2 separate regions of the Mus musculus genome follow, and region 2 is linked to region 1. Evidence: chromatin loops called from intact Hi-C (ENCODE). Cell type or tissue: heart. All regions are shown on one strand.

Evidence for each region. A loop is a pair of places that touch in the nucleus more often than their neighbours do. Peaks named below come from ENCODE experiments on the same cell type or tissue, not always from the same donor. Only the 100,000 strongest peaks of a DNase experiment are listed, where the experiment ranks them.
Region 2: it touches region 1 in a loop (2.3-fold over the local background); 5 of 42 quality-filtered maps call a loop at or near these places.

Annotation. Positions count from the first base shown.
Region 1 is chr5:107,229,957-107,237,956 of GRCm38, forward strand. All of the region lies in intron 2 of Tgfbr3 (transforming growth factor, beta receptor III), which reads right to left. Among named protein-coding and RNA genes, the nearest start is that of Tgfbr3, 56 kb to the right of the region's middle. In heart, no CTCF peak of the experiment used is centred here; DNase peaks (open chromatin) are centred at 4,185 and 6,295; H3K27ac peaks cover 4,124 bases.
Region 2 is chr5:107,164,058-107,172,057 of GRCm38, forward strand. All of the region lies in intron 4 of Tgfbr3 (transforming growth factor, beta receptor III), which reads right to left. Among named protein-coding and RNA genes, the nearest start is that of Gm42146, 74 kb to the left of the region's middle. In heart, no CTCF peak of the experiment used is centred here; DNase peaks (open chromatin) are centred at 2,774 and 4,064; H3K27ac peaks cover 1,252 bases.

The DNA of each region.
Region 1 (8,000 bases):
TCAGACAGAGTGTCAGAGTCCCTGGAACTGGAGCTACAGGGGTTGTGGGTGCTAGAAACTGTACCCAAGTCCTCTTCGAGGATAGTAAGTGCTCTGAACTGCTGAGCCATCTCCCCCTCCCACGCAACAAGGTCTCCTCTTCTATTACTGTACAGCTAAAGCGAGTCACAATAAAGCTTTGGAATATTAAAGACGATAAGTGAGAGATTTTCCAAAAAACATTAAAACTGTCTGGAAGCCACAACAGACTTACGTTTTCTTTTCTATGTAATGCATTATTATACTGAACTAGTCAGCCTATGAACTAGACACATAGAGAAATGAGCAGTATCAGGCCTTGATCTACAGCATAGCCTTCTACCTTCCACCCCTCCTCCACCCTAAAGTGGGTTCTTACCGAGTTTATCGCTAGCACACCCAGCCCTACGAACTTCTACTATACTATTAACAAACTAAAGGCAGATGGTTTTGAACACACAGCCTGTGACATGCTGATAGGCACAATTATACGGTGCTGGGGATTAAGCCCAGGGCTTTGTGTGTACTAGGCCAGTACTCTAACTACTGAAGACATTCCAAGACCTGTCTTTTCTTTTTAAACACAGGGATAATTTTTGTCTTCGCTACCCCCAAGGGAAGGTATAAAAACTATTAAGAGTTGGACTTAAAAGTTTTTCATAATTAAACTGGAAAGTTCTACACAAATAAAGATATATTACCAATATATGGAAATTCAGTTGGAAAGTATCTCATTTCTTCTTCCACCCTATCCCACTCTCCAAAAGAAAAGGCCACAATTTACAGTGAGAACCAACAGGAAACACTGATCTTGGCAGTCTGGAGACTCTGGCTTAGATCTGAGGCGTCCAAGCTGCCTGCCCTGGTTTCCTTTACCTGAGTTTCACCTGGAGCAAATATTGCCTGTCTTACCAAAAATGAACAAAAGCAACAGGCATCAAAAAAAATTCTATAAATTTGGGCAGGAGATATCTGTAAAATATTAATGAGTTAGACTTGCCCAGTAAGAAATCTGAACTTTGGCACTAAACAGAAAACATCTGTCCAACTTGTATGAGGTTCTGGTTTGATCCCAGCACTGAAGAAACAAACAAAAACAGAAAACAATTTAGATTTTAATGGCATATAGACCGATGCTGGCAAGCAAAGAAAGATTCCTCTTGAACACAATAAAGAAGAAGCCAATGAAGACACAGTGAGCAGCCTCCACAGCCTGAGCCTGGAAGAGCGAGGTTGGTGCATTATCACTAACCAGTGAACCCGCAGGCTTTACAGGTTGGAATTCTGAGCACATAGCTGTGGATTAGAACCCTTCTGAGTCTACTAAAACTTGTAGATTAAAACATCAGATCACATTTTCCCCATTCCTGGTTAGGATCGAGGCACACAAACCCTAATTCTAAATGTGGGTGTCCTGCATTCCAGAATAAACAGCAGCCCCTGAAGAAAGCAACAGAAGGGCAAGAAGAGAAATAACAAAGAGAGGCAGACTGGACACTTAGTAATTAAACAGAAGAGAAAACAGGCTGTGTCCAAGTTCAGCTCCAGGCCGAGTTCCTATCAGAAGACTACCGGAGGCCAAAGACTACATCTGGATAATGCTTTAAATCTGAGGCCAGTCTTTGAAAAAACACTTGACAAAGATTATCAAAACACACATCTATCTTTCTTTCTTCTCTTTCTTTCCTTCCTTCTTTCTTTCTCTTCTTCCTTTCTTCCTTCCTCCTTTTCCTTCTTTCCTTCCTTCCTTCCTTCCTTCCTTCCTTCCTTCCTTCCTTCCTTCTTTCTTTCTTTCTTTCTTTCTTTCTTTCTTTCTTTCTTTCTTTCTTTCTTTCTTTCTTATTTTCCCTACACATAACCAGTCCTGCAAACTTCTTCCTCTGTTTGTGTGTGTGTGTGTGTGTGTGTGTGTGTGTGTGCATGCACTGGACATGCATATATGTGTATCATGCATGCATAATGTATGTGTAGTCACACATGTGGGGCACACATGTGCACATGCACATATGAATGTGGAGTCCCAAGATTGACACGGAAGTCTTCCTTGATTGTTCACGGTGTTCATTGAGACAGGGTCTTTCGGTTGGGTTGCGCCCAGAGCTCTACAGCTAACCTTCTAGCCAGCTTGCCCCAGGGATCTGCTCCTGCCTCTGAGTGATGGAACAGTCCTTCTGTGGGTTCCGGGGATCACCTCTCTAGCTCTCGCCTGCAGACTCTTATCATCCTGCCCTCTCACCTGCACTGGGCATGAAGTTGGGCTGAACACACATTGCATAGTGTATTCTTTTATACCTAGACTTGTTAACATTCTTCCTGTGTAGTTAAGAAAACACACAGACAACCAAGGTGGCTGGCACACAGCTATAAGGTCAGAATCCTTTGTCCTGGATTAAATGATCATCTTCTATCTATCTATCTATCTATCTATCTATCTATCTATCTATTTATCTATCTCCCTATTATTTTTCCTTTTTGGTTGTACTGAGTATTGTACCCAGGGCCTTGTGAATGCGAGGGAAACACTCTACCACTGAGCTATCGTCCCAGCCCTAGCAGATGTTCATCTCATCACTCAGCCCACCTGAGTATTTTATGGAACCTCTTTCACCTTATGTTCTGAAAATCATTACAGAATGTGGTTCCCATTTACTGGGCTCAGATGAAACTCTTCACCGGCACAGTAAACATCAACAGTGACATGAAGTATTTAAGACCATCAGTATCCATATTCTTCATGTAAGTATGATATAAAATACTTACCCCTCCCCCAAATCAAACTGAGAGCTTGACTCTAAAATGATCATTTTTAATTGTTCTCACATAATGGATATTCTTAGTAAAACAAATGTCTTAATGTTACCACGTGTGATTTATCTAGCGCCTCAGCATCTCCTGTTTCTAAAACAGCTAGAAATATAACAGATGCTAACTGTGGTTCAGCGTCACAAGAGACTCTGGTCTAGCTAAGGATTCTCACACTCGCCACGCAGCCTCTAGTTAGCACATTGGCTTTGCAGTAAGAGCAGTCCTTTGAATTCTGCCTTGCGCTTTGGTCGCTGTCTCAGCTGAGGTGAGGTTGGAGGGAAGACACCATGACAGTCATCTCCAGCCACCTAACAGTCTGACGGTACTTTTATAAGGGCTTATTCATTTATTCATATTTTGCCCATGTTGGGGATCAAACTTGGGGGATGTGTGTGTGTGTGAATGTATGCATATATGTGTGCATGAGAAGAGAGACCAGGGGTCAAACCTGGATATTATTCCTCAGGAGCCATTCATCTTGTTTGGGGTTTTGTTGTTATTGGTTTGGTTTGCTTTGTTTCGTTTTTTGAGACAGAATGTCTCTTTGGGACCATGGGCTCACCATCGGGCTAGGCTGTCAGGCCAGTGAGCCCCAGGAATCTACCTGTGTCTGTCTCCCCAGCATGGGGACAGGGAACAAGCATGCACATCATGCCTGACTTTCCACATGGATTCTGGAAACGGAACTTGAGGACTTGTGCTTACGCAACAGCACCTGATGGATTAAAATATCTCCCCAACTGGGACCTTGCACACACGCTAGGCAAAGACTGGCATAAGCTGCATCCTCAGCTAACAACATTTTTACAACCAAGGAATACTGCTCAAAAGTCATGTGATCCATCTTCTGAGATCTGCACTTGACAAACTTTAGAGAATTACAGGCATTAATCCACAGTGACAAATGAGATTCGATGTCCTCTTCCTACCAAGGTCAGCTACAAAGAACACTCTAACCTTGGCAAAGTCAGACAAACAGGAACTCTGGGGTGGGAAGGGGAGGGGTGAGAGAGAGACAGAGAGACAGAGACAGAAAGACAGAGACACGGAGAAACAGAAAGACAGAGATAGAGAGGCAGACAGAGAGACAGAGACAGAGAGACAGAGATGGAGAGACACAGACACACAGAGAGAAACAGAGATGGAGAGACAGACACAGAGAGAGGGGCTGCAAATACTGCTTTTCTTAAGTACCCCTTTAATTTTCAGGCCGGAAAGTTCAGGAATGTCTGTTTGACCTCAGCCACCTTCCTCCTGCTGCCTCTAACGGCTCACTCTATGCAATCCCTGTGGAGACAAGCCTCCAACAGCTCTGGCCTTGCCAGGATAAATTTTGGCTCATGTCCTCCAGCAAGGCCACGAGTCCTCTGAAGGTCAAAATAAATGCGGATTATTTCCAACACGAAAGGAAGTATGTTTTCTGGAACGAGGGCCCCAGCTCAGCCATGAGGATGGTACTGATAACCAGGGGGATGTGTGCTGCCGTGAGCTTAGATCTCTCGGGCCTTTGCAGTAAATACACACTCACCAGTGGCTGCAATGAGCTTGTCGCTAATGATTTAAACTTTAAACTGTGGCATGTAAACTCGTATTCCAGCACTGTCACAGGGAAGGCTTGCTTGACACACTAGTCAAGTTTTTCTCTTTTTGTATTTGAATGAATGTGTTTCCACAAATCCTTGTTGTAGCAAATGACTTCCTTGTGCTGGGAATCCAAAAAGGGAAGATAAGAATCGTAGCAGAGAAAGAGTTTTTCAATGTCTACCTTTCATGAAGGGCTAAAATTCCTTTTATTTCCAAACGCTGAGGCATACAGCTGCCAGCCATCTGCAGGCCTGGATTACAAGCATGATACTCTCTCTCTCTCTCTCTCTCTCTCTCTCTCTCTCTCTCTCTCTCTCTGGTGCAGGAAAACAAAAGGAAATCTCAACTGTAGTTTAAGAAAATGAGTACCAGAGAAATGAAAGGCTGGCCTCAAACTTGCAGCAATCCTCCTGCCTCTTCCTCTCCATCTGCCAGGATGCCCAGTTCCTCCTTTTTCACACGTGTGTAAGTGTGCATGCACACGTATGGATGTGGATGTGAACGTGGAGGTGAGGTCAGCTGTCTTCCCTTGTGACTCTTGCTTTATATGTTGAGGCAAGGCCTTTGTCTCGAACCCAGGGCTTTCTGATTCAACTAGTCCAGCTAGCCTCCTGCTCCAAGGGTCCTGCCTCAACCTCCCAAGCACTGGGCCACCACACCCACCGGGCATCTCCCGAGGTACTAGCGATCTGAACTCGGGTTCTCACATTTGCACAGCACGTACTTTCCCACAGAGCCTTATCCTCAGCCTCTCTCTCTTTTATCCTTCACTATTGCATGTGTGTGTACATGCATAGCTGGCAATCAGGGGACACTATGGCTCCAGTGCTCCCTTTACACCTTCATGTGGGATCTGGGGCCAAACTCGGGTACCAGGCTTGCACAGAGGTCGGTTGCTTTACCTGCTGAGCCATCTTTCCAGTCACTTTCAGTCCTTTTTGCTCTACACACGCCTCGTTGTTTTCTGGTTTCATTTTGTACACAGCATGGCTGGAAGTTAGTATTTCAGATTCCCCACAGACCTGCAGTCCACTTGTGGGTTCAAGCAAACACCAGGCCTTACCAAAGCAAAGCTTCTGTCCCTCCCCCTCCACCATACCCTATACCACCATAGAGGAAGGTCCTGGGTGGCCTTGGAGGTGTGAGGTGTAGTGCTAGGCACACAGTTAGCATTTGAAGTTTCAAATCACAGCAACCAGAGGCACAGAACCAGGGCAGACACACCCAGGCTGGTAGTTTATAGCATGGGATGGTTCTGGCTTCTATTCCCAGCATGCGTCACCTACAAGCTAGTTAAACTTAAAAAACCACCATTTTCAGTGGTAACTGGGAAAGAGTTCCCAGGAAACAGGACTAAGAAGACTCTAGCAGTTGTCCGCAGATCTCCTGTTTTTCAACAGTTTTCATTTCCTCTTCCAAACCTGTCTAAAAACTGCTCTTACCAAAGGAACCGATGGCTATTTCCTGTCCTTGATGGACAGTGCCAAAGACTGGTAAGGAGGAGACACAAAGGAGGACCCCCAGTTACCCTCTCCTTCCTATGCATCTGTGTATGTCTCTGGCCCTTAACAGATACTTACAGAATGATCAGAGATACAGGGAGACAGGATCTGTGGTAGAGAAGAGAGCAAAGCCTTAACTCCCAGGGGCACATTTTCAGCCAGTCCTATTTACAACAATAACAGCGTGTGTCATCAAAAAGCTGAAAATCACCCTGTTTGGGTAAAGGTGCTGCCACTCCCTGATCACTGAATGAATGTATCTATTCAGTCTCTCTGACCCACATTCAGAAGGCAAGGTAGCTATGACCAGTGCAGGCTTCTCTCCGACTGACTTGTTATTAACATGCCTACTGGCTGACAGATGCCAGAGAGACGGTTGGCTGCACTGTCCAGAATAGCATCCTGCTGCTAGCTTGAACCACCCTAGGGAATCTGACAGCGCAGCCAGGGCACCCTTGAACAAGCCTCTTCCTCACTCCTAAGGCAACAGCGCCTGGGACTCTGACAGTGACAGGATAACCCTGGAAGAGTCTAGGGCTGTTTCCCCTACTTTACAATTTCTTGGTATGAAGCACTAGCTTCGAGACTGGGAGATGGCTCAGTAGATAAAGTACTTGCTTTGCACTCATGAGGTCTTGAGTTCAGATCCCCAGAATCCAAGTGAAAAACCAGGCATGGTGGAGAAAGAGCACTTGAAATCCCATCATTGGTAAGATGGGATAGAAATATGTGGGACTTGCTGGCCAGCTGGCCTGATCTAGTTGGTGAAGTCCCAGGTCAATGAGAGACCCTGTCACAGACAAAAAGTACAAAGTGTCTGAGACATAAGGCTCAGGTTATCCTCTGCCCTCTCCCAGCATGTGTACACACAGAGTAGTGCAGCCACACACACATGAACATGCATGCGTGTGTATGCACATACACAGAGACTAAATACATAAATTACTAGATTTGCCAGCACCAAGTCTCACCCCGCATGATGAATCCCCAAATATGACCAACTGACCTCCCCACCTCTCCATCAGTATTTTGGCCTCATTAGCGAGCTGAAGGAAAGAGAATCTGCCATAAGGGCTTTGGCGCTGAATTCACGGCCTTGTGTGCAGGCCTGGGGCTGTGATCATGGAAATCAGCAGGATGTTTGAGGTTAGGCTTTAACTGAAATCGTTGGTTAAAGGAAAACTAAAGCTGATCTGGTTCAGTTGATCGACAGGAGACCACACGATGAACTATCAGGAGCAAACAATAGCAACTGCCACAGGAACTGCATTGGCCTGAAGGGCGAGATACCTTCGAGACAGTGCTCTGGTCCCACAACAGCTGGCTGGGCCCCAGGGCTCACAGCCTGTTGGGAAATGAAGGGCTGAGGGGGCAAAGGTGGACCTGAATTGTTCTGAGAAGGAGCTCTGGTTAAAGCCAGTTCCCATCAGTGTCATTGCAGCTGACGGCACACCCCACCTCCAGGCTCTCTCCTCTTTTCTCCCTCAACTTCTTGATGTCTACAGAGCAGGGTGAGCAGCTGAGGGCCTTCATGACTTCATGGGTATAGCAAATGCAGAGAGACACACCAGACTGAAAGGCAACGGCTATGGAATCAGGAAACCTGAGAATGCAGAAACACCCAGAGCACAGGCCAGAAGAAGCGCCAAGCTTCACAGTAGACTCATAGATGTCAGTAGCCTTTCTATAAGGGAAAGCCAAACAACCAGTTCTTTGCAAGCAACAGACCATTGTTCCTCATAAAAAGAAGAACTCAGGGAGGATAACCCCCAAACCCAGCTGTTCCTAACACAGCTGCAGACTCAAATGCAGCTCCATAGTTTACCAAAGGACATAACCAGGCGCTGGAGAGGTTAAGAGCACACTTGCTCTTCTTTCAGAGGACCAGAGTTCAGTTTAGTCCCCATCATCCATGTCAGATGGCTCACAACCGGCTGTAACTCCAGCTCCAGAAAATCAGAAAATCAGATGCCCCCAGAGAGGCGCACGCACACACACACACACACACACACACTCTAAAATAAATATTCTTTAAAGACATAATTTAAAAGACAATTTCAAGAATTTGAATCTGTAGTACTAACAACTACT
Region 2 (8,000 bases), 66 kb before region 1:
TACCACACCCCTCAAGCTGTACAGGCCCTCCATTTATACTTCTAGGAACCTCTCACTATGGATGGCTATTTTTTCCTTTACATCCAATGTGTCAAGCCAAGTTCAAGGACGTGAAATGAATTTTACAAAAGCCAGACAGCAGATAGGGTCTTCGAATGCCCTTTATAGAGATCTTCCTGTTCATGCTAGTCATCTATTACATGACAGGAAATAACAGTTCCAAGAAACTGGAGGACCTCCCCAGGCCCCAGGGTAGGCAGCAAGGCTGAGGACAGAACCGAGAGCCCCTGTCAGGCACTGAACAGGCTGTCCCTGTGTGGTAGGGCCAAGCTCCTCCAACCCCAGGCCCCATAGCAGCTCAACACTGGGAGGAAAACAGTCACACAGCCTGGACATGAATTCTTGCTAAATAGATCCTACGTGGAGTCTGTGTCTTTATGGTTGACAACTGAAGAAAGGAGCTCTGAGCCATTAAATGAAATGTATCATACAGTGTAGCGAAGAATAAGCACAGATCAAAACTGCTGGGCTCCCCGAAACCATGCCCCTTCCACATGGGATCCTGCAAAGGCCATCTTCCTCGGGTGAGGGAGTCTGCCCACAGGTCTGCCAAGGTTGGGTCGGATATTTATACAAGGTTTGAGAGATGCAAAAAGGGGAGAGCACAATCCTTGCCTGTCTCCACCACGGTGCAAGCTAGTTCCTTGCAATAGCTCTCCTTCTGTAAATCCCCTGCCAGGTCTACGTCTCCGAAACTCTGGCTGATACAGTTTCGGTGAATTGCTGATGCAAGCCCTGGGAGAAATGGGCTGTACGTTCTGGCCCACTGGGCAACCAAACCCAAGAATGGCTAAGGAATAGAGAGCCTAAAGGACATCTCCTTGGGGAGAAGCATTGGAGAAGGGGCCGTAAGCCAGGCACACTGGCTGGTGTCCTTTGGGAACTTCCAAGTTGGAGTTTTATGCCCCTTTCCCCCAGTTTTCAGTTTATAATCAAGTCTCAGCAGACAACCAGGACGGTGTCCTCTGCCAAAGCTAAGAAAGTTGAACTAAGCACATTTAAGCTTGGTGATGAAATGGTCCCTGAGGTGCTAAGGGTATATGTGTACTAATTAAGCAAGGCAGGCCATGGAGCTGATCCAAAAACAGTCCAACCAGGAGCCCAGAGGAAAAGTGTACTTGGGGAAGGGGTCAACGAAACAATTGACAAACCCTCGGCTGAGTGGAATGCCACAGGGCCTATACCTCAGTTCCCAAGTCATTTACAACAGGCATTGTTAAAATGAGGCCTTTGCTTACCTGGTGTCCCAGTTTGCTCTGAAGTTCCATTCTGAGGCCCTAATCTTGGGATAGCCATTTGTGGCCCCATGCTAGACAAGGGAGTTACCAATGACAGCATTGTTTTGCCTTCAGGTCCGGCAGCGTAGCTTTCCCCAACAAGGCCCCCAGTTCAGTATTCGGGGGAGTGCTGTTGCACATACTCAGTCAATTTCCTGCCCCTTTATGTGTTATAACCACCATCCAGCAACAGTTGGTCCACACACTTGTCAACCTCCCTGTCTCATTTCCTCATCTAAAGTAATGATAAATGATACCTACGTGAAATTTATCTTTAAGAACTGCATCATACAGCCAAATAGTTTTATGATAATAATAGCAATGGCACCTACATAACAGACTTGTTACAGAGATTACAAACGGAGTAATGTATGTAAGTACTTTGAAGCATCCAGCCCCCGATACACACTCTTTCATTTTTATTAACTACACTCATGCATGCATGGCCTCCAAACACATCATGAGGGCTTCAAGACAGACCTTAACGTTCATCACCCACAGTTTGTTGCTCAGTGGAGCAGAAGCTGAGCCTTCTTATGCAAACGTCTAGAAAGGGATTTCTTCTGCCTGTGTTCACAGATCAAAGCAATGCCAACCTTTCTCAAAAGATAAAGATAAAGGGGCAAGAGATAGCAAGTGAGCTATCATTTCTGTGGGCTGTAGGTGGCAGGTGCATGAGCTCCGGCTTGGGCTATCACTCACAATCCAAAGGGTACCCTGCTGACCACGTCCACCACGGGATCACTCACAGTTCATAACCCTAACCCTAACCCTAACCCTAACCCTAACCCTGATCTGCACCAGGGACTCCAAACCACCCAGGAGTAATGGCAAAAGCAGAGATTAAGATACAGATTCTATCCCACGATAAGATGATTTCTAAGCCAGAAAACTAGATGACAAGGATCGGAGATGCAAAACCTACATTGTCTCAAGCAAAGTGGACAGTTTGTGTGTACCCAGAAAGGAGCTGAGCCATGCTGCAGCCATTCCCTGAAACGGGTTGTGAGGTAGCTTTGGGAGCTGTCCCACAACATCACCATCTGCACCCAGGCACAGCCTAAAAGTTTCACATCAGCATCCCAGAGCCTCCTGGGAGAGTTTTTCCTCTCCTCTCATTATATGAAAATAAAACATTCTGTAACTTCCCTTAACAAAACACTCATTTTTTCTTACCAAATAGCTCTCCGGAGGTTGTCCACTATGTTACCCACAGCCCCAGAGATTAACCTTTGACATCAATGCCGGTGCCTGGGAAGGGCAGATGCATTACGTCACCAGATTAGCTTTATTCCAGAGCTCTAAAGAACCTCCTTGGACTATGCAAGGAAAACCAATCTTCTGTTCAGTGTACTCAAGTTTGTTTAACCTCAATTTGTTGAATGAAAGCGAGGCCTTCACAGGGCTGGGGCCGTGCCTACACACAGACATGACACAACACACCAAGTAGAGCCAGGAAAAGTCCACACTGGGTGAGTCCTCCTGGACAGGATGTCTCGCTTAGGAAACTACAAGAGGGCAAACCAGGGCTCTGGGCCACTCATCTACGCTGCAGTCACCACCCTCCCCAACCTGTCAGGACAAAAGCTTCTACAAGCCCTCTCTGGACCAGGTTTACCAGCTGAAACTGGACTCTCTCCAACGTTCTAAGTGCCACAGTGACATTTAGGAGAGGCTCTCTTACCACAAAGGGGCAGAAACTCAATTCTAGGAAATATGGTAGTTGACTGACCCCAGCTCCTGAAAGGCTCAATCCCCATATAATTACATCTCTGAGGGACAAGCCACAAAACCAACAGATAAGCGGCCTCTTGAGAAGAAACGCATGGTACACAACCACTTGGAATCTCCTCGGGACACAGTGAGTCATTCGGCCAGAGATACTGAAAAGAACCACCACGAATCTGGAAGTGTTTATTTAATCTGCCTTCAAGAGAGAATTTATTTGGGGAAAGACTTCACTGAATGGTGCAGTCAGGTCCCTAGGACACAGGGGTGACACCTCTAGCCTGGTGGGAAGCTCCGTTTGTTTACAGTTCCCTAAGCCATCTGCCTACATGCTCCTCAGAGTCCACCTCCCGGAAGCTGCTACCTCGTCTGCACAGGCAAGAGGGCAAGTCTCATTTTCTCCAACTTCTGGGATCTAAACAACGGTACATTTTTACACTGAACCTCAACTCCCAATTTTCTAGCTAGCTCTGCGAGCGAGCGGTAGAAAGCTCTCTGAACGTAGGTGACTCACCCTTCCCTGTCAATCCCTGGGTCATTTTCCTCAAGCACTCGGGCAGAAAAAACGGATGCTGAATCGGTGAACAGTTCATACGAAGGACATCATAGAAGGTTTGCTAACTTTGTGGGCTCTCAAGTATGGGGCAGAGCTGCCAAAGGATGTTAGAAAGATTTTGTTTTTTAATGCAAAACCATAGAACCCAGGAGTTTTTTCAATTTGTTTATTTTTAAGTTCCCTCCTCCACATGCAAGCTTGACTGAGTTATTCCCAGAGCATTTTTGGACACACTAACCCTCGGTTACACATTGCTTGGCTTGGAAAGGTAACAGCTGCGCATGTGTCCTGTTAGGTGGCGCATGCGCCTTATTAGGCTGACTCCCCCCAGTGCGGCCCTGAGCTCACATCTGGGGCTGCTTAACAACTGATTGGAAATTTAGCCTTTTGATTTCCAGTTAAATACTAGGCACAGGAAAACAAATAGCACTTGTTTTCACCGAGTCTTGTCAGGCATCCAAAATGCAGTGCAAATCAGAGAACTGCCTGTGGTTTGGTGGCAGAGGTCCAAAATACTTGGCCTCCCCGCCCCCTCCAGTTTAAGGAAAAGGAGTAAGCCAGATTTTGGCAATAAGGATTTTTCAGTCACCCTTCCCCCTTCTTTGGACACGCAGAGCTGTTTTTTAAATATTCAGTGTGTTCCTGGTATTAATTTACATTTTTCATTAGGATTAAGTTTTGATTTGTTTTTAAGCCAAAGCCAAAGAATAAAGTTCGGTTTTCCTCACTTATTCCAACTGCCATGCCTTGGTATTTACTCAGATTTGCTGAGGAGGGCAGGGTTCATATTGCTATCTTCTGTTTCCAATTAAATTAGGATATAGTTATCTAGCAGCCGCATTATCAAAGCATAAGAGTTAAAAAAAAAAAAAAAAAAAAACTTGAGGGAACTCGGAAGATCAGCTTAATCCAAATAATCCAAAGTCTTTATCTGTGATGGGGGAACTGAGCCCGGGGTAGCACAACCATGCGCCCTGATGCACAACTCCTTAGTGCTGGAGCCAGAACTAGAACCCATGCTGGGGAGATTAAGCCAAAAACAAAAACCTGGGTTACCAGAAAAAAATACAGGACACCAAATTAAACTTGAACTGTAGCTAAAGAATGTATGGATTTTGTTAGTGTAATTATGTCTAAAATATTGCACAGGCATACTTAAGCAAATTTATTTATCTGAAACTCAACTTGAACTAGAAACCTGCATTTTTATATGTCAAACCCTGGTCACTGTGCTGTGAGACCAACATCTGCCCTGTCCTATCCCCATCTGGCTGCCAAAGATATCCACATTTCTTTCCTGATTTAATGATAAAATGGCTGGGAAAAAAGAAATCACAGGACAGAAACCCATAGAGTATAACACTGGAAGCAGCCGCTTCTTCCCGGAGACTTTCCTAGTCTTAGGCATCCTCATTTCCCCGCTTTAAGTAGACTACAAAACAGCTAACTCTCAAATGGATAGGCCAGACCAGACACTTTATGCTGTTAAGAATCAGTCACTAGGGCCTGTCTGTCTGTACCTGTCTGTCTCTCTCTTTCTCATTTAAATTTATTATTGTTGTTGTTATTTTATTATTTTACTTTTAAAGACAAGATCTCACTATGAGGCAGCCTGGCCAGGAATTCTGGATCTTTTTACTTCTGCCTCCAAAGTGCTGGGATTTCAGGAACATATCACAACATGAGGCTGCCAGGCTCTCATCTTGAAAATTTCTTATGTAGATTATGAGCTTGAAGGGGGAAAAGAACTTGGGTTTGGCATACAAAGCAAGGCTTGAAATGACCCTAACATTAATAATTATGTTTTATATATATGTATATATGTATGCATGTGTGTGTATAATATGTATGTATCATATATAATATTTATATATAATATAAAAGTGAGGTTTTAAATGACCCTACTAATAGTAATTATAATGATATGTAGAATATTTATAAGTGACATTTAATAGCACAATAATCACTTACAACAACAGAATAATAATCATTAGTAGGGCAAGACACATGTATGAAAGTCAGAGGACAACTCTGTGGCCTTAGCTCTTGCCACTCACCTTCTGTGAGTTTTAGGGATCAAATTCCGTGCAGATCCTTGTACATCAGGTGTCTTTAACCCCCTGAGCCACCTTGTTGCCCACAAGATGAAAACAAACAAAAAAACCCCACCACAGTTAGGGACAAGGAGTAAAGTAAAAATATGCTAGATTTTAGGAAATCTAGTTTGGAGCGGAGACTGTAGTTTATTTAGCACCTGAGTCCATGCTCAGGGTACACGAGGTCCTGGCTCAGCTCCCAGCACTGCCTGAGTCCTGTTCACTGAGTGACACTGTCAGTCCAGATGTGCTCGGAACCCAGGGCTGTGCATACACCAAATCACCCCTCTACCACAGAGCAACACCCCCAGCTCTTGCACTGATCCCAGCAAAGAAGACTGCAGCAGATTTGTTTCCTAGCAGTTTTAGGGATGACGTACCAGCGATATAGGCTTTAAGTAATATACCAGAGTTATCACATTTTTTTCAGTTCAATGCTTTTAATATATTATCAGCATGTTCTATGCTCACCACTACACACTTCCTCTACAGTTGTCTTCTATGAAACCTCACACAGTGGTCAGTAGTGAGTCCACACCCTCCCATCCCCCACATGCCCCTGGCCATGGCTTCTAGTCTCTATAGATCGTAACCTGGGAATTTCAGGCAAACAGAACCATATAATATGCAGCCTTTTGTATCACATGAAACTTCACAGTCAAAAGATAGTATGGCTCTTGCATTGCTTTTACCTATCAGGTGATGGACGTCTGGGTTGTTTCTGTGGCTGTTTGCTGTTACAAGTAACTTTGTTTTGGACATTTGTGGGCAGGAACCTTGGGTATGAAGGACTGTTATATTCCCACCAGCAAAGTATGAATCTTTTGATTTCTCTATATCCTGTCAATCTTGTTATATTCTCTCTGTTTTGTCACATAGGTGGTCAGTGCTGTGATTGGTGGATTTTCCCTCATGCTCTGTAATGTTCAGCATCTCCCCCCCCCCCCCTCCCCTTTCTGGTCATCTGTGTCTTGTCCTTGGAAAAATGTTTATTCAAATTATAGTGTGAACACATTCAAGCACACATACAAACACACTTTGAGATAAGGTCTCATGTGTCCCAGGTGACCTTAACTTCTGATCCCTCCTCTTCTACCTCTTTGAGGCCTGGGACAACAGTATATGCCACCACATCCAGTGACATTCAGTGTTGGGGATCAAACTCAGAGCTTCATCTGTACAAAGCAAGTGCTCTACACTAAGCTGCATCTCCATCGCTGAAGGCAGGGTGATTTTTCTTTCTGATTGTACCCAGGGACAATCTTCATCTAATGAATATTCTCTGGTCCACCCAGGAAATATTGTAAGGCCATCATGCATGTGCACATGTGTGACTTGAGATGCATCTTGAAACACTTTACCCATTCCCCGTTGCTAGGTGACCAGAAAAATTAGACAAAGCAACTGCATTTGCAAAGGAAAGTAAATTCCCCTGCCCCTCTGTGCCTGGCATTCTTGTTTGTGCTGTAGACTTAGGAATGATGAGCTGACTAAAGGCAGATGCCTCTAAAGATAGTGTAATGATAAAATAAATATATTTTATATTTTAAGTATCAGCAGCTAAGACATTTTTGAGTAATAATTTCTAACTATGCAAGCTTCAGGCAGTTAAAACCATGATTTACATTTACAGGTAGATGGCATTATCCAAACTTTTCTCTTTTTTTTAAAGATGTATTTATTATTATACATAAGTACATTGTAGCTGTCTTCAGACACACCAGAAGATCTCATTACAGATGGTTGTGAGCCACCATGTGGTTGCTGGGATTTGAACTCAGGACTTTCGGAAGAGCAGTCAGTGCTCTTACCCGCTGAGCCATCTCACCAGCCCACAAGCTTTTCTTATCATCCTACTTAAGAAATATTAGCAACCACTAAAGTATCACTCCCACAAAAGACAGCTTGGAGATAGTCATGTGACTCCTTCACCATTACGTGTCAGAAGGGCATGAGGCATGCATCCTGGACTGAGGGTCAAGGGACCATCCTTGGTCTGAAGCAGTTGGCTCGTTGGATAATCTTAGGGCTCGGCTTCACAGGAGTCTACAGGCCTACTGAAGTGTTTGGAGAATCACTCCATGGATGAACAAACTCCACGGATGGACAAATAGAATACCTGGTCTTCAGTCATCACAAAGACTGTGCTGTGGATGACATTGTAGTCTCCCCTCCCCCAGCCTGAAACCTGCGGCTGCCAGCAGCTCGCAACAAGACATGAATGCTTTTCAGGTCTTGGGGAGGAGGGGGAGTTGCCAGGCTTTTGAGACATCTCAAACCACC